Regions from separate parts of the Homo sapiens genome. Here region 2 is linked to region 1. The links are chromatin loops, found by intact Hi-C in ENCODE. Cell type or tissue: transverse colon. All regions are shown on one strand. Links, peaks and the distances in the headings refer to the core of each region. The heading gives the core; the rest is flanking DNA.

Region 1 (9,735 bases), core at 4,767-7,266:
CAGCTGAGGGGGCAGCCAAGTGTCCTGGTGCAGTAAGTTGATCTCTGATGTAGTTAAATATGACATGCCTACTGTGTGAAAAGCGTTGTCTTAGGTACTCTTCTAGCAAGTAAATGATTCGCTTCTTACCATTGAAGGCCTTACAGTCTGGGTCTTAAGAACCAAATGTATATTGGATTTTAGACTGATTACAAAACAGCATGTCAGGTATGCTTGATCCTTTCAAGTGAAAATAGAAATGTTGAAGGGAAACAGATCCAGAATATGAAAGGGTGGGTGGAGAATTTAAAAGTGGGGATGGAGTTATTGAATAAGGCTGAGTAGTTTAAACTCTGAATTTTTTGTTTATTTGTATTTGTTTTTTGTTTTTGTTTTTGTCTTTTTTTAGAGGCAAGGTCTCACTCCATCACCCAGGCTGGAGTGCAGTGGCCTGATCATAGCTCACCAAAGCCTGGAACCCCTGGGCTCAAGCGATCCTCCCATCTCATCCTCCCATCTCAGCCTTCCTAGTAGCTAAGACTACAGGCTCACACCACCACCACACCTGGCTAATTTTTTAGTTTTTTGTAGAGACAGTCTCACCATGTTGCCCAGGCTGGTCTCAGATTTCTGGCCTCAAGCAGTCCTCCCACCTCGGCCTCCAAAAGTGCTGGGATTATAGGTGTGAGTTACTGCACCCAGCCAAATATTTATTTTTTTAATTGACAAGTAAAAATGGTATATGCAGTTATGTATCACTTAACAAAGGGGAGATGTTCAGAGAAATGCATTCCAAGAATTGTGTCCTTAGGTGATTTTGTCATTTGTAAACATCATAGAGTGCACTTACACAATCCTAGATGGTATAGCCTACTACACACCTAGGCTGTATAGTATAGCCTGGTGCTCCTAGGCTACAAACCTGTACAGCGTATTAACTGCACTGAGTTACTGTAAACAGTTGTAACACAGTGGTATTTGTGTAGCTAAACATATCTAACCATAAAAAGGAACAGTATTTATGGTGTACAACATGATGTTTTGATGCAGGCTGTATATCCCTTATCTGAAATGCTTAGTTATATATCGCTTATCTGAAACACTTCTGTTGGGATTTTATTTTTTGCATTTTGAAGTATTTGCATTATACTTACTGGTTGAGCATTTCTAATCCAAAAATGTGAAATCCAAAATGCTGCAATGAGTATTTCCTTTGAGTGTCATGTTGGTGCTCAAAAAGGTTCAGATTGTGGAGCATTTCTGAAATCAGATTTTCAGATGAGGGATACTCAAGCTGTATATGTATACATTGTGGAATGGCTAAATCAAGCTACTTAATGTGTGCATTACCTTACACACTTTTTTCTTCTGGTGAAAATGCTTAAAATGTACTTTCACAACAGTTTTCAAGTATATATTGTTATTAACTATCACTATGACTATAGTTAACTATAGAGTAGATTTAGTGTACTAGTTAGTAACTAGTACCGTAGATCTCTTGAACTTATTTCTTCTTTCTAAGTGAATTTTGTGTCTTTGACCAACATCTCTCCAATCCCCCCCCCCCATCTCCTAGTTTCTGGTAACCACCATTTTATTCTTTGATTCTATGAATTTAACTTTATTAGATTAAACTCTAGATTTCTTTCTTGTCCTGGGCTCAGTGTCCTCTCGTGTTTATTTCCCCCACCTGGGGAGGGAGAAGGGGCCCTGGCATCGTGATCAATGACAAACATGTCCTGGGCTCCTATTTGATGAGACTGTCTCAAGGAGTTAGCACTATTATCAATGGAAGGCTTCTGCTCAGCTCAGAAAACATTCACCGAACTCTGGTGCAGTGAGGGCCGAGGCAGGTGGATCACTTGAGGTCAGGAGTTCAAGACCAGCCTGGCCAACATGGTGAACCCCATCTCTACTAAAAATACAAAAATTAGCCAGGCATGGTGGTGCATGCCTTTAATCCCAGCTACTTAGGAGGCTGAGGCAGGAGAATTGTCTGAACCCGGGAGGTGGAGGTTGCAGTGAGCCAAGATTGGGCCACTGCACTCCAGCCAGGGCAACGGAGCAAGACTCCATCTCAAAAAAAAAAAAAAAAAAAAAAAAAAAAAGAAGCAGAAGAAAATGCTCATTGAGAATTTATTACATGCAAATAGTATACATAAAAAGAAATAATGGAATAAGTTGACTTATGTTAAGCATACTTAAGATGAGGTAGCAGTGAACTGTGAGAAGCTTCTTAGAGGCAGGAGGATGGAGATAGTTCCTAGAGAATGAGAAGTGAGGCAAGTCATGGGGGAAGAAAAGCTCTTCCACACATGGAGCAGCATGACCAAGAGTGAGGATGCAGGAGGATTTACGGGAGATCCGAGAGGCAGAGAGTGAGGATGCGGGAGGATTGACGGGAGATCCGAGAGGCAGTGAGCACATCCATTTGGCCAAAGTGGAGGATTCTCACAGGGGAATAATAAAACAGGTATAGAGAGTAATTAGGAATAGACTGTGGATGACCCTGAATACTCAGTAAAACGACTGGAATCTGTTTTATTGAAAGCTTATAGGATGAACTTTTAACAGTTGAGATACAACTGGCATACCAGCATCAGTCTTAAAATGGAAATAGTCCAGAAACGAGCAGTGTTCTTTGCAGGAGCATGCCCCTTCAGCGTACTTCCCCTCCTGCTGTGTGATTCCATGTCTCCTCAGCCCTGTGCTATCACTTGCCTTTGCAGGTGCCTCCATTGCTCTTATGGACAAAGAAGGATTGACAGCCCTCAGCTGGGCTTGTTTGAAGGGCCATCTCTCAGTAGTACGTTCTCTGGTGGATAACGGAGCTGCCACAGACCATGCTGACAAGAATGGCCGTACCCCACTGGATCTGGCAGCTTTCTATGGCGATGCTGAGGTGGTAAGTACCTTTAAACAAGCCTCAAGAGAGCAGAGAGAGGGGCTATTCTCCATCCATACTACCTGGGGTTGAAAGTGGAGTGATGTATTGATGATTCCTGATACAGAGCTCTCAGATCTATACTTGCTAGAGAGCAAGAATATTCAAAATGCTGTTAAAGATCAAGGATATAGCTAAGGCCTGAAATACATGGCAGCATAGCCTGGGGTAGGCCAGCAGTTGAAAAAGGGCAGGCAGCAGCCAGAGCCCTCGGTGGAACAGTGCTGAGCCATTACGCCTGTCCTAACTTCTCTGCTTGATCCGTGTCCTAGGTCCAGTTCCTGGTAGATCATGGGGCCATGATCGAGCACGTTGACTACAGTGGAATGCGCCCTTTGGATAGGGCAGTGGGGTGCCGGAACACTTCTGTTGTTGTCACTCTTCTGAAGAAAGGAGCCAAGATAGGTAGGAGAAGGGAAGAGGATGTTGGCCATCTGTGCCCAGGGGCCAGACTGGTCCAGTGGTCTGGCTGCCCTGGGTATTTGGTGTGAGTGTATATAGTTCCCCCTCCTCCCTGGCCCAATTATTGTCCAAGTGAACAGAGAGGCTCTTGGCCCAGGGAAAGCGCCATCTGAGCCATGGTCTGCAGTCCCCTGTGTCCAGAACCACGTGGTTCTCTACCATGTCCCTTGTAGCCTTAGCCAGGAGGCTGCTCTGGCCTTAAGCACCTCTCAGCACTGCCTCTGTTCCAGCCCCACTCTATCAGCATCCTGGATCTCTGCGCTGCCGTGAGCCTTTGCTTTCCCTTGCTCTGAATGTGCTTCAGACTCAAGTCCCTGCTGCCGCTGTCCCAGCTGCTCCCCAAGCCCACAGACCTATAGACGAGGGTTGGCTGATATGCTGGCTTTGTGCTGCCTGCCTCTCACTGCTGCTTTTTCCTTCTTTTTTTTTTTTTCACCTTCATCCATTTTTTTTTCCTCTCCTACAACTTTTTGTTTTCTCCTTTCTTTGAAGGTTGTCAGACGTTACCGAGTCGCCCACGAGGTATATTTCACCGCTGTCAGCATCAGGCGTGGTCTGATGGCTTGGTCAGCTTTGCCTTCTCCTCTTTGGTTTAGCCTGCATGAGTTCCCTACACCTCTAATCTTTTAATTTACTTCACCTTAAAAGAAGATTTTTTTTAATGACTGTTGTAGAGAATAACTTGAACTTTTGATAACTAACCTTGAAAAGCATAGTTTGTAAATAATTCAGGCATTTGTAAACTAATCAATTTAACCTTTTCTTTCTTTTTGTGGGTAAAGTCATCCTCAGTAATGTTGGTTTGTTTCACATCTGATTGACATTCGAACTGTGCTCCTGCTTCAAAGTGAATCCCGGGGAGTCCTAGTTGGTACTTATCATTTAAGGGAAACTTTAGAGTTATCAGTGGTTTCCCTTCTGCAAAGTACATATTTTAAAGTTAAGAGGCTAAACATCTGGGGGTTTTGAGTCCCAAATCCAAAATAAATTACCCTTTTTGGACTTTTCAAATCCTGTGGTAATGTTTAATATAAATCCTTCCTCCCAATTCCTTATTTAAAATAATTCCAAACTGAGCCATTGCTTGCCCACATGCAGCACGCAGGCTTTGCTGCCCTCGCGTGGGGCAGGCTCACATGGTTCAAGTATTCTTATTTTAAGGTGAATACAAATCCAATGCAGCTTCTTGGCAGTGGGAGTTACTAAAATACTCCCAGGTCTAAAAGATGAGGTACTAATTGTGGAGCAAGTTGTTCTCTCAGCAGAAATTCCCCTAGGGTATTTTTTTCACCTAGCTTCCTACCACCCTTACATTGTATGAGTTTTTTACCCATCATGCATCCTGTACACTACAGGTCCAGCCACATGGGCGATGGCCACCTCCAAGCCAGACATCATGATCATCCTGTTGAGCAAGCTGATGGAAGAGGGGGACATGTTTTATAAGGTGAGGGGAGGGAGGGACACAGTTTCTTCAGAACAGCCACTGACTGTTTTCCATGTGTAGAATCTTACAAAGTCTTGATAATTCTCATCCTTTGCGTAGAGGCAAAGGGAAACTACTGTTCCTCAGTGATGGCCTCATATGTTGGGGATCCTGGGGTTCTGCCTTACCAAGAGAGCAAGAGTAGCCTATAGTTGCCTGCAGCTGATCAATCTAAAGCCCTGGTTTCACCTGGTCACTCACCCATGGTTTTGTCGATTTTTACATGGAATCTGTTAGGTAGGATCTGGAAACTCATGAGACAAGTCAAAGTAAAATTATGTAGTATAGCTATTTCCAGTATGTTGATCCTAGCTTTCATATGTCATAATATATACATAGATTAAAAAGTATATAGTAACAATAGCTTATCAGCATCCTTGAATAAGATAAGGAAACCAAGACAAATAGCAATTATAAGATTTGTTTGAAATCATTCACTGAATGACAATAACAAAAACTGTGGAGGCTTTTTGTACTCACAGTCCAAGCTGAAGGCTCCATACCCTGACACAAATGAATTCCTTGGTCTATTACATGTCAAAGTCATCGCACTGGATCAGCTGGATTACCCTGTCCCGAAGCTTCATACAAATCCAACCCAGTTTTTGGCAGCAGTCATCACTGACACTTCCCCAAGACTAAAAGATAAGGAGAAATAGTTGTGAAGCATATTATTCTCACCTGTGTCAGGAGTGTACAAGTTCCTAGGAGCAGAATTCTATCTTCTAAGTACCCTTTGAATGAGTCACGGTAATCTAGGACTCCCAGGCTTTCAGGAAGCTTAAGCCCTGGCCCAACCTTGATTTTACGTGACTTCATAGAAGGTCCTCATTACCCTAGATGTCATATTTATGGACTTCACAATGGCATTACTCTCAGATTATGTCCTGGTTATAGCATAACTTCTGGTATTCTGAGGCGAGGAGTCCTCTTAATGAAAATATGCAGTGCCATTATTGTTCCCCTCAGAATTCTACCTTGAAAGACTCCAAATCTCTCCTTAGTGAATGGTGCTAAGGGAAAAGTAAAAGACTGGGATCCCTGTGGAGTTGTAACTATAGAGAAGGAATAGAGTGGATAAAGATCAGCTAAAGGGGTGGGAGATGCCGCCTGCATCTTTCTGGTCTCAGCTTATAGATTTTCAGATACAAAGTGGAAGAAAAGTTCAAGGTCGCTGTGGCCAGATCTCTAAATTGGTCATAGATTTACTTCCTCTTGGATAATCCCTCCTGCAACATCAGATGGAATCACAAACTCTAAACTTCACTTTTCTACTGCCACCCTACTCCATGCCTTTCCAAAAATGGGGAACACTGATTGGTATTATTTTATGCCATGAGATTAGGGAAGCAACTGCTAGACTGCTTTAGCTCCCACATCCTTCATGAGGAAGAGAGTGACTTCTAGAGGGCTGGCCAGGTGGAGCGTCAGACCAAAAAAACAGTTCTCCAGACAAGCCAGAAATTAAGGAGGAAGTAATAACTTTGGAGTGCTTGGGGTTAGGAAGTCATATGTGTTATAGAGAGCAAAGGAACTTTGAAATGAGCATGGTCAGCCTCTTTGGAATCCAGTTGGGAAGTCAGGGTCCAGGGCCTTCCATTTGCCAAGGCTTTGCCTCCCTGGCTTGTATCTTGGGTATCCCCTCAACCTTGCCTTTCCTGCCAGGTGAGTTTCCTATAGAAAAGACTAGACCCTTCTGCCCTCACCATCAGGGCCAGAACTCCTCTCTAGGCTGGCGTTTGGGAGGGTTAGCCCTTAGTAACAGCTGCTGAGAAGAAGAAGGGAGTGGGGACCACACTTCCTCAGCTGTTCAGCAGACCAACTGTGTGTTTCGCCATCTTGTGCTCCCATTAGAAAGGTAAAGTAAAGGAAGCTGCCCAGCGCTACCAGTACGCCCTGAAGAAGTTCCCTAGAGAAGGGTTTGGTGAGGACTTGAAAACTTTCCGGGAACTAAAGGTGTCTCTCCTCCTCAACCTCTCTCGGTGTCGCAGGAAAATGAACGTAAGTCCCTGTCACCCCAACTCCTTTCTGCAATCCTGGTAGCTGATAGCCTGTGTCACTCACTAGCTTTTACCAGGCCCCTGAAATCCTCCTCTGCCCCATTTGGAACTTGGTTGTCCTTCACAGAGCACTGACATTTGCAATTTGAAAGAAATCAAGTCTAAGTACAATCTGTATCTCAAACTGTACAGAAATTAATGCTGCGAGTACTTTGCAGCTTTCTGAATGTTCATAATTTAACTGAAAGTGATGAGAATACCATCTTTCCCACCCCCATACCACCAAGTCAGTGTTCTGGTCTTTGGGAAAATGTGAGAGCAGTGGTCACTAGAATTCCAGTTGCAATTAGATGTGAATTGTAGTCATTACTCTCAGGTATATTCCCTTATCATTTGAAGAAGGGCTAAGGAGAGGGCTTGGACCATGGTCTTGAAGGTTTAATTTCTGAGGCTATCGAACTTTTCGCCTCTTTCCTCATCTTTGTATCCCAGCATGCTATGTCCCTTCTTGTCCTAGGGGGAATCTCAGAACTCCCCCTGGACCTTTATCGTCTCCCTGGTAAGCCACGGTCCTTCCTGCCTACCTTGCAGACCCATCTCACATGTCCCCAGACACTGCTCCCTCAGCCACTGCCCTTTAACGTGAAGACACTCCAAGCCAAGAACCCTCTCTCAGGTTTTGGAAATAGCTAAGATTGTGTCAGGAGTCTCTGACATCTACCTGCCTGAGGTCTCACAGTTCCTCAGGAGATAAAAATAATCCAAGCCAAACAGATGTATTGATCAATTAAAAACTCAGCTGGACAGAAGCAAGATTTGAACCTCATGGCCAGGGATCTTCCAGAAAGATTTGTGTGTGTAACCTTTAGATCATCCATTCCAGACCCTAAACCCTGACACTGGAAGGAACCTGAGTTAAACCTGACTGTCTCAGAGAACATAGCCATGACCTTCAGAGGCAGAGTTAAACCTGACTGTCTCAGAGAACACAGCCATGACCTTCAGAGGCAGAGTTAAACCTATCTCAGAGAACACAGCCATGACCTTCAGAGGCAGAGTTAAACCTGACTGTCTCAGAGAACACGGCCATGGCCCTCAGAGGCAGAGTTGCTCCAGGGTGCTGAGGGAAGTGGGGATGTGGAAGAGGCCCCCCAACCCCGGGAAGGGAGAAGGTGGCGGTCTCGGGAGACAGATTTTCATGCTCTTGGGGTCTCCTGTGAAATGAAAGGAACAGCACCAAGGCCTCCCCTGCACCAGCCGATGAGGATGAGGCAAAGCTCAGAAGTTGCTGCCAACCCACTGATCTCTTTTCCCTACCAAATAATAGACTTTTTAAAAATGCCCTCATATTTTTAGGAATAATGATGGTCCCAAAAGAACAAATAAAAGGGTAAGGCTGGAAGCAGAGCAGGGAGAGGGTGACCCATAAAAGCTGAAATTCTTTCTAGCTCCACATTTGTTCAGAAGCGGTTGTTAATCACCTCCTGGGCCAATACTGTGCCAAACACCAGACGTCTGTCTTCTTAGGTAGAGGATTTCCCATCAACTTTTAAAAAATTTTTTTACCTATGCCCCAGGGCCTTTGTTCTGCCCAAGGCCTTGTTTTCTGCCTTAGGACTCATGACCATAACCAGAGGCTACCATGCTATACTGTGGCTTTGACACTAAAAGAAGGGGAAAGCCTTCTCTTTTAGCTTAGTATTTAAGGGAATACTGAAAACCATAGGCTGCCTAGTCGGCGTTGTTCCCCACCCCACCCCCCAGTCTCTGTTTCCAGGGGTTCTCAGGAATGACATGCCTGTGAGCGTGTTCCTCTAGGGAGAGCACAGACCTCAGTCACAGCTGGGGTCTTCTCTTGTTTTGTTTTATTTTTAATTTTAAGTGTTTCCTAAGTAAGGAACCAGTTAAAAAAAGGAACAGATCAGAGAAGCCTCTGTGAAATAGAAAGAAAACGATAATTAATGAGCACCTACTATGTGCCGGGAACTGTGCAGGGCTTTTAAATACTGTATCACACTTGATCCTACCCCCGGGGTAGGTATGGATGAGAAAATACACTATACACTTGGGGGTTATGAAGCTGGTCAGAGAATTGAACCCAGGTCTGTCTGACACCCCCTCTCCCTCTAGTCTCTGTAGTCAGTGCAGTTTCCTTTACAGACGTCATCCTCCCGGACTTTACAGGACACCTTCTCACCTGTCCCTTAGAAAGCCACAGTGTAGTGCATGTAGCAGGAAGGTGTGGGGCTCAGACCAGGGTCCACGTGAAATGTGGACATGTGTGCGTTTGCCTCCTACATGCATGGATAACTTCAGGAGCTTCACTGGAAAGGGTTGGTGTTTGGCTTCCGGGCTGAGAACTTTATTAGAAAGGCAAAAAGAGGGAAAATTAAAACTATTTTAATATTCTGGGCAGATAAAGTCCAGTGAGCAGTCGCAGCGCTACACAGGACAAAGGCAGAAGGAACTTTCAGTCCACAGGCCACGCGGCTTGAGCCATGTCAGGCACGTCTAGCGTCCCAGGCGTTCCATCCATGAATGTCAAAAAATGTACAAATAATTTGTTTTATTCCCAAGTTGTCTATTTTTTATATCTCATCAATGACTCATTTGCACACCTATTGTAATGACAGGATTTTGGAATGGCGGAGGAATTTGCTACTAAGGCCCTGGAGCTGAAACCGAAATCTTATGAAGCTTACTATGCGAGAGCAAGGGCAAAACGCAGCAGCAGGTGAGGAGAGAGAGAGAGGGTGAAAGCAAGAGGTCTCTTTTCTGAAAATTTGGCCAAGGCAGCGTCGGCCACCCTGGGGCATATGTACCCAAATACATCTCTGTCCTTGAGAACTGTCAGGGCCAAGCTT
Region 2 (9,735 bases), core at 570-3,069, 440 kb before region 1:
ATCTATTCTCCCCTTGCACTTGGTGTATATAGTAGTTGCCGCATTTTTTTTTTTTTTTTTACACGGCGTCTCACTCTGTTGCCTAGGCTAGAGTGTAATGGCGGCCATCTTGACTCACTGCAACTTCTGTCTCCTGGGTTCAAGTGATTCTCCTGCCTCAGCCTCCTGAGTAGCTGGGATCACAGGCATGTGCCACCATGCCCAGCTAATTTTGTTATATTTTTAGCAGAGATGGGGTTTTGCCATGTTGGCCAGCCTGGTCTTGAACTTCTGACCTCGAATGATCGGCCCGTCTCAGCCTCCCAGAGTGCTGGGATTACGGGCATGAGCCACCATACCCGGCCGTAACATATTTTAAATATTTAATATGACTGGTTCATCACTAATGTGTGAGCTTTTAAGCAGGCACTGTGACTTTTCATCTTTTCAGCATCAGTATAGTTAGTACATAGTAGGTGCTCATTATCTACTTATTGAGTGAGGATTGTTGACCGTTATCTCAGTTATGCCTTTGAAACCTCATCTCTTATTGTGGAATTAGAGGAAACTTTAGGCACCAGGAGGTAGGTTTAGAGAAATATACACACCATCTAAAATATTACTCAGAGTAAGTCCTGGACTGTAACTAAAACTAACCCTAAAGATAAACCAGATTTTGTTCTTTTTTATGTTTGCTGGTGGCAAGAGGAAGATGAGAAGATTCTCTGAACTTTAGCCAAATGATTTTCTTTGTACAATGCAAGAGTTGCCAAACTATAGCCCATAGACCAAATCCAGCCCATTGTCTGTTTTTGTATGACCTGCAAACTAAGAATGGTTTTTACAATTTTAAGCAGTTGAAAAGATATCAAAGGAGGAATGATACTTCATGACATATGAAAATTAAAGGAGATTCAAATTTCATTGTCCATAAAGAAAGTTCCATTGGAACTTAGCCATATTCACTTATTTACATATTGGGTATTGGGTGCAGCAGCAGAGTTGACTACTAGTTGCTGTCGAGACCATACGGCCTGCAAAGCCTAAATATTTACTAGCTAGCTCTTTAGAGAATAAGTTTGTCAGTCCTTGGTCTGTTACATAGCCTGTGCCCATTAAGTGTTCGTTGAATATCATGAGTTGGAGATATACCAGCTACTTTTTTGAAGGGCTTCGCAGGGCATAATTCCTTCTATTTACTGAGAAGATTGGCCACTTTGCTTTTGTAATGATTTATCTCACAGGCCCCTGTTGTACCTCTCTGATGACACCCTTATTACATCTAACACTGAATAAGACTCTCACAAAGTGTGTTTCAAGATTCTATTCCTTTTTTTTTCTTTAAAAGGTGGAGAGGAGTTTGGAGAACAGCATGTAGTAGAATGTTTTTCTTCGCTCACATCTCAGTTTCTCATATACATTTTTTGCAATAAAAGATCATTGTTATATTTTTAAAAACCTTGATTTTGTATATTAGTTTGTTAGGCAGACACCTTGTGTGTAAAGTTTAAAAGTTGAGGTGGATTAGTTATGTTGGAAAAACTGGGGTATTTTTATGGAGTGTATTAACATATTCATTCATTTAAATATTTATTGACTACTATGTATAAGTTGTTAATTTTACTACTATTGTCTTTGACTTGGGGATGGAAATTTCATATTCTTCCTTAAAAGCTAAAATTGTAATTCAGAATCCTGTGTCTTACATATTTTTTCTACCCCTGGGAAAAATATAGTTCAAAAACATATGTACCATACTATTAATATTTGCCACTTCCCTGAAGTTCAGTAAGCCAATGATGATAGATTTTACTGTTTTCTTTATGTGGCAAAGTGTTATGAAAAGGCAGTGATTGATATATTCCTTTTCGTAGATATCAGCCAATGTTACAGACATAAAATTCATAAAGAAAAGTACGTAAGCAATAATAGTGGAAAACTTGTCATTCCAAATGGATGATCTTTGGACCAGGTAGCCATTCTTATTTCCTTGTCTGTAATACCATGCTAGCATTATCATATGATGACGTAGCTGATTATAAAGATTGACAACATTAAGAAATATGGCCCCAGTTTTTTACTGCCATGGAAATCCCCTGGTTAATCCAGCCTTATAAGTAGATTATAGTTATTGAACTTGGAAACGAGAGTGGGTATATAGAGATTGTGATTTAGTCATTTTATGCTTGGAGAATGTGCTTCAAATCTCAGATCTCAGGCAATTCTGTCTGCCTAAATGAAGGTAGTCACTTCTTAGCCCTTTATTCCTAATCTTTCATTGGGTGGAGGAATCCCACAATTTCTAGTTGTGGTTGCTGAAATTTGGTAAGGCACAGCTAGTTAGGTTATAGGTTATAGAAACTTGATACATATTTATTGTACTCTGTAATTCTATTTCTGTTCAAATTCCATGGAATCCTCTAGGGCACCCTGGGATTGTGAATTAGTGTGAATGAATGTAAATAGCTTTAGTGGGCCTATGGAATGAAGACTTATTAAACCACATAAATAACCGTCCAACCACATACACCCATATTCTGCCTCAGGATCAGAGAATCAGCTTTTCCATTTTCGGGCTTTTTTTTTTAATTTTTTTTTTTTTTTAATGTAGAGACAGACTTTGTTTGAAAGCTGTTATTCAGACATTCCTATATTATAGGATGACAGTACTGTTGCTCAGTTGTAAGTTTAGAAATTCCAATGATGAGACCAGTATATATTGGAAAGAATATGACTTTATGAGTTTTGAATCATGAAAATGGGTTTGAATTACTGCTCTGTCACTAATTGTATGAGGGGCCAAAAATCTATCTCACAGGGTTTTTATGATGATGAAATGAAAAATATCTTGGTGAAAATCCTTAGGACGATGTCTAGTACTTAATAAATGGTAATTTTTATTAGCCTGTGGAAAGTATCCTAAATTTTTCTTTTTTGATATATGCCAGCTCCTCCCAATTTTTTACTGGCATTGTCACTCCAGCTTTTCTTTGTTATCTTGTCTTGATTTCCTTTTCAGCCTTGCAAGGCATTTTAGAAACCCATGGTAGTTTGGATACTGATTTATTTTATTCATATCCTTAAATTTTCTTTTGTGAAGTATTTGATAAAAGCTGAGAGAAAGAGTTTTTGAATAACTGTAAACCGAAAAACTCAGATACTGCTGGGCCTACTCTTTTTATGCATTTTTTTTGGACTATTTCTTTTGAACACTACTAACTTGACAAAAATTAATTTTAATCCTTTCTATAAAATCTCAAATCATAGTGTTTCTTGAGATGCGCCCCTTGACAGCTTTTCTTCAGTTTGATTATGTAAACAGTTTTAACTTCTACAAATATCTTTTTTTGTGAATAATAACTTGAACTTTGCTCCTTACACCCCTACCCCCAGCCAGTGCCTCAGGTTGACAGCTTTTTGTAATCTTTCTTTTTTGAAACATTGTATGTGACAGTCAGTCAAGGTGGACTGCTTGGAGGGTTTGTCTGGTTTTTTTTTTTTTGATATCTACCTACTTAATAAAAAAGGGACTTATCTATTTACAGTGTAAAATAATATATTGGAAAATTTTGCCCCTTTTTCTGTGGTATAATCAGTTAACTATTTAGAATCTTGTAAAAAATAAAGTAGAGGTTCCTCTTCAAAGAAACTTTCCTCCCCGTCTAATTAGGAATAAATAGTAACTTCTCTTAGAAGCAAAATTTATTCAAAGATCCGTGCTAACATTCTTAAATACTACCTGTAATAAAAAAAATTAATGTACTTTATATTCTTAGCTCTCACAATTTAGCCTAAATACTTGCCCTGGCATGCTTATACTGGTCCAAGAAAGCATTAGGTCGTAGCTTGTTCCTCTTCCTTATTTGGAAGTATTTTTACCTTTCTTAGCATTCCACAAGTTACTTCCTCCTTCCTTTGTTCTCCTCTGCCTTTGCCTCTTTTAAAAAGTTCCAAGTCGCTAGCCAATCGTGACAAATACAGAATGTGAGGTCCCGTTCCAGCCGATGGAAACCAGACACAGCAGTAAGGTGGACGCGTCAGGTTATAAATGACCCTGTCTCCTTTGTTCCATGCACTCTTGTGGCAAAACTGTTGGCGAGTGTACCCTTTCTGCAGAAAGTAAAAATGGCCTTGCTGAGAGAATTAAATTTATGTTCAAGTGCTATTTCTTTGCAGCCCCAGGGAACAAGCATTCTGTTTCTACATAAACATTTTTGACATATAACAATCCCATTTTTCCCTAAGCTTCAGTTATTTCTGTAGCACTTTGTCAATTTCTGCTTATCTGTGTATCTTTAGTATAATTATTGAATCTTTTTCTTTAAATGAACTTGACTCATTTTCTCTTAGTTTCATCTTTAGTTTTCCTGATCTTTATAAACTGATAAGTTTGTGCTAGTTATAAACTAAAGAATAGTTCATCCTGAAGACATTTCACTTAATGCACTTGGGAAAGACTACTTATATGCAAATTTGGTTCCAGATTGGATTGTTTTGAATTTTAAAATAACTTCATATAATGAGTCTTCTCCTTGCTTTAGATAATTTAATTGTTTTTGTCTTTGGATATGTTAAATGTAGGCATTTATTGGTTGTCAACAAATGTTAATTGTCATTACTTATAATGGGCAGCTGGGGTATTTCTCCCCTATCCCCTAACATTCTACCTATTTTTTTTTAATTACAAAAGTAATATTCTCCCCATCCCCTAACATTCTACCTATTTTTTTAAATTACAAAAGTAATACATCTGCTTGCAACCACTAAAATAAACAAACTCTAGGAGTCAATAAAGAAAAAGTTGATATTTTCCTCTCCCCTCGGGTTTCTCCCTTCTCTAGTTATATTCCTTGGAGTAGCCAACGTTAACCAACACTTTGATAAGGAGTATTTTTTCAGTGTGTTTCTCTTTGCTCAAAAATATATAAGCATATACACATAAATATACAGGCTTCTTGTTTTTCTAATTAAATAGGGATCATATTATTTATTGCTTAGTAACATGTATTACTCATTTAACAATATATCATGGCTATCACTTCAGTTCAGTAAATGGAACTCTAATTTTTAAAAGCTGAATAATATTTTATAGTACACTGTACCATAATTTATTATGTTATTTCCCAACTGATGGATGTTAAGATTGTTTCCTTTTTTTGCTATTATAAACATTAGTTCACTCTTATGACTAGAGAAGCAAACATTTGAAATAAAGTATTAGCAAAATAAATCTAGCCACGTGTTTAAAAGGTAATACACTATGATCAAGTAGAGTTTATTGCAGGAAGGCAAGGGCATTAAAATATTAAAATATTGTATAATATTAACACATTCTGAGATAAAAACTACATGATTATTTCTCTTTTTTTGGGGAGAGTTAGGGGCTTCGTATTGTATTTATACAAAATAGCATAGGGAGATGCCTGCCCATGTGGACAGCAGTCCAAGTTTTATACAGTTCTTTGGTCTTAAAAGTTGATAGACAAAAGTCTTTATTCTGGGGTCTTTAGAGGGGACTCTATGGGTCCTGTGCCTTGGCCTTGACCTCGTTACTGGCCATTGGTTGCCAAAGCTTAGTATGTTGACAGTATGGACAGCTGGGAAAGAGACTGGGATGGATGGTGTGGGTGATATCCAGTTCAGGGCTGGTACCTTTTAAGAGTACCAATTTGATTACTTTGGGCTTGAGGAGCACCTTTTTGGCCTCTGTATAGGTGCTCATTGCCTTGGAAATGTTGGCCTGAATCTTTTCGAGGACTTTTTTGTTGGGCTTGTTGGCAGAATTATGCATTCCTTAGAATCTGAATGTCTTGAAGCCATTTCTGTGCCATTTTCAGGACTGGTCTTCTGTGATATTGTTCTTGGATTTGGCCATATCTGTACTGCTGGCTGCAACTGTGGGAGTTGTGGAGACTGGAAAAAAGAGCCCCATGTTGATTTCAATAGATGCCAGCAAAGCATTTAATAAAATTTTGGAATAATTTCCCCAGAATGTATATGGCATAATTTCCTAATCCTTACTTGAATGAAGATGTCTTTTATCTTGATTAGTGAAAGGTATTTTGACCAGACATAGTATTCATGGATCATAATCCTTTTTTTTCATGCAGCATGTACACGTTATACCACTGTCTTCAAGCCTTTTGTGCAGATGAAAAGTCTGATTCTCCTTTCTTTATAAGTGTCTTCTATACATGCAGTTTTACCATCCTTATATGCCCTGAGATTTTCAGGTTTAATCTCACGGTATACTTTATCCCTTTTATATCATGAGAAACCCAATGCTGCCAGTAATTCCTGTCTTTATAGTTCTGTGTTTCTGCCTTTCTGACCCCAGTTTTTTCTCTTTTTTTGGTCTTATTCTTTAAAGTAAAGATCTTTTACCTTATTTTGCAATAGCATGTTAACAGTTTTGGTCTGTTATATGGGCATGTCTTTCTGGCATGCCTTCATTGTCTGTAGGGATATTCTACTCCTATTCTCTCATTTCTTATACTAGCAACTTCGTATGAGATTAACCTTGATACTTTTCTGGGACTCATTTTTATTTGAAATAAATTTTAAAAATATTTTAGAGTGTGGCTGGGTTTAGGAAAGCATTTTTTAAATTTACAGAGCTTTCTCTTCTCTTGCTTTTCTGTACTTTTAAAAAATGTGGCAAGGCAGGGCACGGTGGCTCACGCCTTTAGTAATCCTAGTATTGGGAGGCTGAGGTGGGAGGATTGCTTGAGGCCAGGAGTTTGGACCAGTCTGGGCAACAAAGTGAGACTTTGTATCCACAAAAAATTTTAAAAATTAGCTGGGTGTGGTGGCACATGCCTGTGGTCCCAGCTACATGGGAGGCCGAGGCAGGAGGATAGCTTGAGCCTGGGAGGGTCTAGGCTGCAGTGAGTCGTGTTAGCACCACTGCAACTCCAGCATGGGCAACAGAGTGAGACCCTGTCTCAAATAAATAAATGAATGAATGAGTGAATGGCAGCTTGCTTTCTGAGATTTCCTGGCCTTATTCTCCTCCACTAGTTTGGCTTGAACCTTCTCTTTCCTTCGTCTCTCTTGTCTGACCCCAGTTTTCACCACTGTGTGACTCTGAAACCTTTCCTCTGTGCCTTTTAGAGTTTATTGTCAGTCACCTGTAAAACACCGTTTCTTTTTAACCTCTTCTCTAAACAATACCTTGATTTCCTTACTGTACCTGAAACTGAGCTCTCTTCCTGAGGGCACTCCTTCCCCTGAAGAGTTCTTTAGTGGTGGCTCCTCCTATTGGGAACAGAGATGTTCTGTTTGTTTCTTATTGCTGCATCTAGACTTCTGGGCTCTCTCCCACTACTCCAGTCATGTAGTTGTTGGTGATTTCAGGATCCATACAGATGCTTTTCATATAGGTTATCTGTAATCTGAAAATCCAAAATCTGAAATGCTCTAAAATTAGAAACTTTTTGAGTGCTGACATGACAACTCAAAGGAAATGTTCATTGGAAGATTTCAGGTTTTCAGATTTGGGATGCTCTGTGGTACATATATTCCAAAATCTGAAAAAAATTTGAAATCTGAGACACTTCTGGCCCAAAGCATTTTGGGTAAAGAATACTTAACATGCAATACTCTGGCTTCCTGACTTCCTCTCCTCCATTGATTTATCTTAGCCATTCAACTCTGTGGCATATCCTGTGCAGATGCTTTTAAACTCTCAGGGCATCTGCATTAACTGGGGAGCTTTGAAAAACTATAGATGCCTAGGACTCACTCCCAGAGATTCTGATTTCTTTATCAGTTTCTGACATTTTACTCTCCACCTACCACCTCCTATTTTTCTGGCTTACTTCTAGTACCCAAGAGTCTTAATTCTTTCATCTCACTGGGACTTTCTCATTTGCCACCTTTTCTGTTACATCGTACCCTCATATCCTCATTTCCTTTTCCAACTAGCTGAGTTCCCAAAGCCTGTCATTACACTTGCTCTTCTGAGTCTACTTTCAACCCTCTTGACTTCTCTCCCTGAGTTGTTCTTGCTTGGCCAAACCTTGATGAAAACCAACTCCATCTGTTTTATACCTGTATACTTGTAGGTGAATATGGCTCGAGCAAACAGCTATGTTGACTTTCAATTCTTGGCTAGTACTTAATGACTTTAAGTTCATGGTTTAGTGCTGCCCAGCTGTCTTGTTAACTCTAGTTCTTTCACGTTCCCATTGCTTAGATGATTATATCTTTCCCTTGCATTCACATTGTCAGTATTTCCATTCCATCTTCTCTCTCAGCTGATGACCTTGCTTTCTGTTTCATTAAGAAAATAGAAATAATCTTCCCACCACCTGCATCTTTACCAATCTTATTATGAAATAACTGTCTTTTTCTCTGTTGAAGGTCATTTCCTTCAGTTGTCCATTAGAACCTACCCCCCCTCACCTTCTCAAGGATATGTTCCTGTAATTCTTCCTCTTTTCTCCTTTTCTGCATTGCTGTGAACATAACTCTCAGACCACTAGACCTATTATTCCCCATTTGCAGCTTTCACATTATTCTCCTTCTTTCTTCCCTGAAAGTCTCTAGCTTTGTATCTCATGTCATCTGACTATATTACCTACAACCTCTTATTGTTGTTGACTGTATCTCCTGGTTCATTGTAGGGCATTCCCTACAATGATTTCTGATACTGACTACCTTGAATTAGGCCAGACTTCACAAGTTAAGGGCACAGTCCTCCGTAAGACTACTCTTCAAACACTAGCTGCAAACTTGGGGGATTTCAGAGGCACCCTCATTTTTGAGCAACTAGCTAAAATTTAGGGATTCTTGCTACTCCCTCACGTTTGATAATTCATTAGAACAACTGATAGAACAGGAAAGCACTGTAGGTTTGATTATGGCTTAATTGTGTCATAAAGGATACAAATCAGCATCATCCAAAAAGAGACACATAAGGCCGGGAGACTCCTAAATGTGAAGCTTCTGATGTCTTCTCCCTGTGGAGTCAGGATACATCACCCTCCTGGCACAAAGACATGTAGCAAATCATACGTTGTTTACACAGTGTCCACAATCTTCTGTGGCATTTCATGTGTAAGCATGACTGATTGAATCATTGGCCGCTGATGGAAGTAAGTCTTCATCTCCCTGCCCCACCTTGGTCAGTCTCCTATGGGTCAAAATCTCAACTCTTTAATTATGTGGCTGGGTTCTCTAGCATAGCCAGCACCTATCCTGCATCATTTTATTACCACAGACTATTTAGGGACCTATCATGAGTCATCTTGTTAGCATAAATAATCAGAGCTCACCATGAATAACAAAGACACTCAGGAAATTCCCAGGATTTAGAGACTACCTTTCAGGAACTGGGGACAAAGGTTCAGCAAAATTCTCTATTACACAGGATTCCCCCTTTATACTTAAAAACAAAAAAATTAGTTCTCCCCACCTTACCAATACTATTTCTAATGTTAATTCTTGGTAATTTTGATCATGTAGATATTTTTTCAACATTTTGATCTTTCAGTCCTTTGAATTTATTTCCTTCAATGAATTTGTCTTCCAATTTACCTCAACCATTCACTCCCATAGTCATACCCTAGATCTTGACTAATAGCTGCATCCTCCCCATAATTTCAGTTTCATGCATCCCAATCTCTGACCACCACTTGCTGTCTTTCAGTCTTTCTCCCTTTAGTACCCTGACTCCAATAATCCTTTAATCCCACTAGGACCTCTAATGCGTTGTTGCTACCACCATTTTTCAGCACCATTTATTGAAGAGAT

What was found. Peaks named below come from ENCODE experiments on the same cell type or tissue, not always from the same donor. Only the 100,000 strongest peaks of a DNase experiment are listed, where the experiment ranks them.
Region 2: it touches region 1 in a loop (4-fold over the local background); 19 of 110 quality-filtered maps call a loop at or near these places.

Annotation. Positions count from the first base shown.
Region 1 is chr17:63,408,803-63,418,537 of GRCh38, forward strand. It overlaps TANC2 (tetratricopeptide repeat, ankyrin repeat and coiled-coil containing 2), which reads left to right. Exons shown (of 28, transcript NM_001394998.1): 22 at 2,709-2,884; 23 at 3,196-3,328; 24 at 3,878-3,907; 25 at 4,741-4,832; 26 at 6,726-6,872; 27 at 9,505-9,605. LOC105371856 (a long non-coding RNA gene) reads right to left here and starts at 5,628. Exons shown (of 4, transcript NR_188626.1): 1 at 5,605-5,628; 2 at 5,352-5,509. In transverse colon, for the core only: no CTCF peak of the experiment used is centred there; no DNase peak of the experiment used is centred there.
Region 2 is chr17:62,972,988-62,982,722 of GRCh38, forward strand. All of the region lies in intron 1 of TANC2 (tetratricopeptide repeat, ankyrin repeat and coiled-coil containing 2), which reads left to right. Among named protein-coding and RNA genes, the nearest start is that of TANC2, 12 kb to the left of the region's middle. In transverse colon, for the core only: no CTCF peak of the experiment used is centred there; no DNase peak of the experiment used is centred there.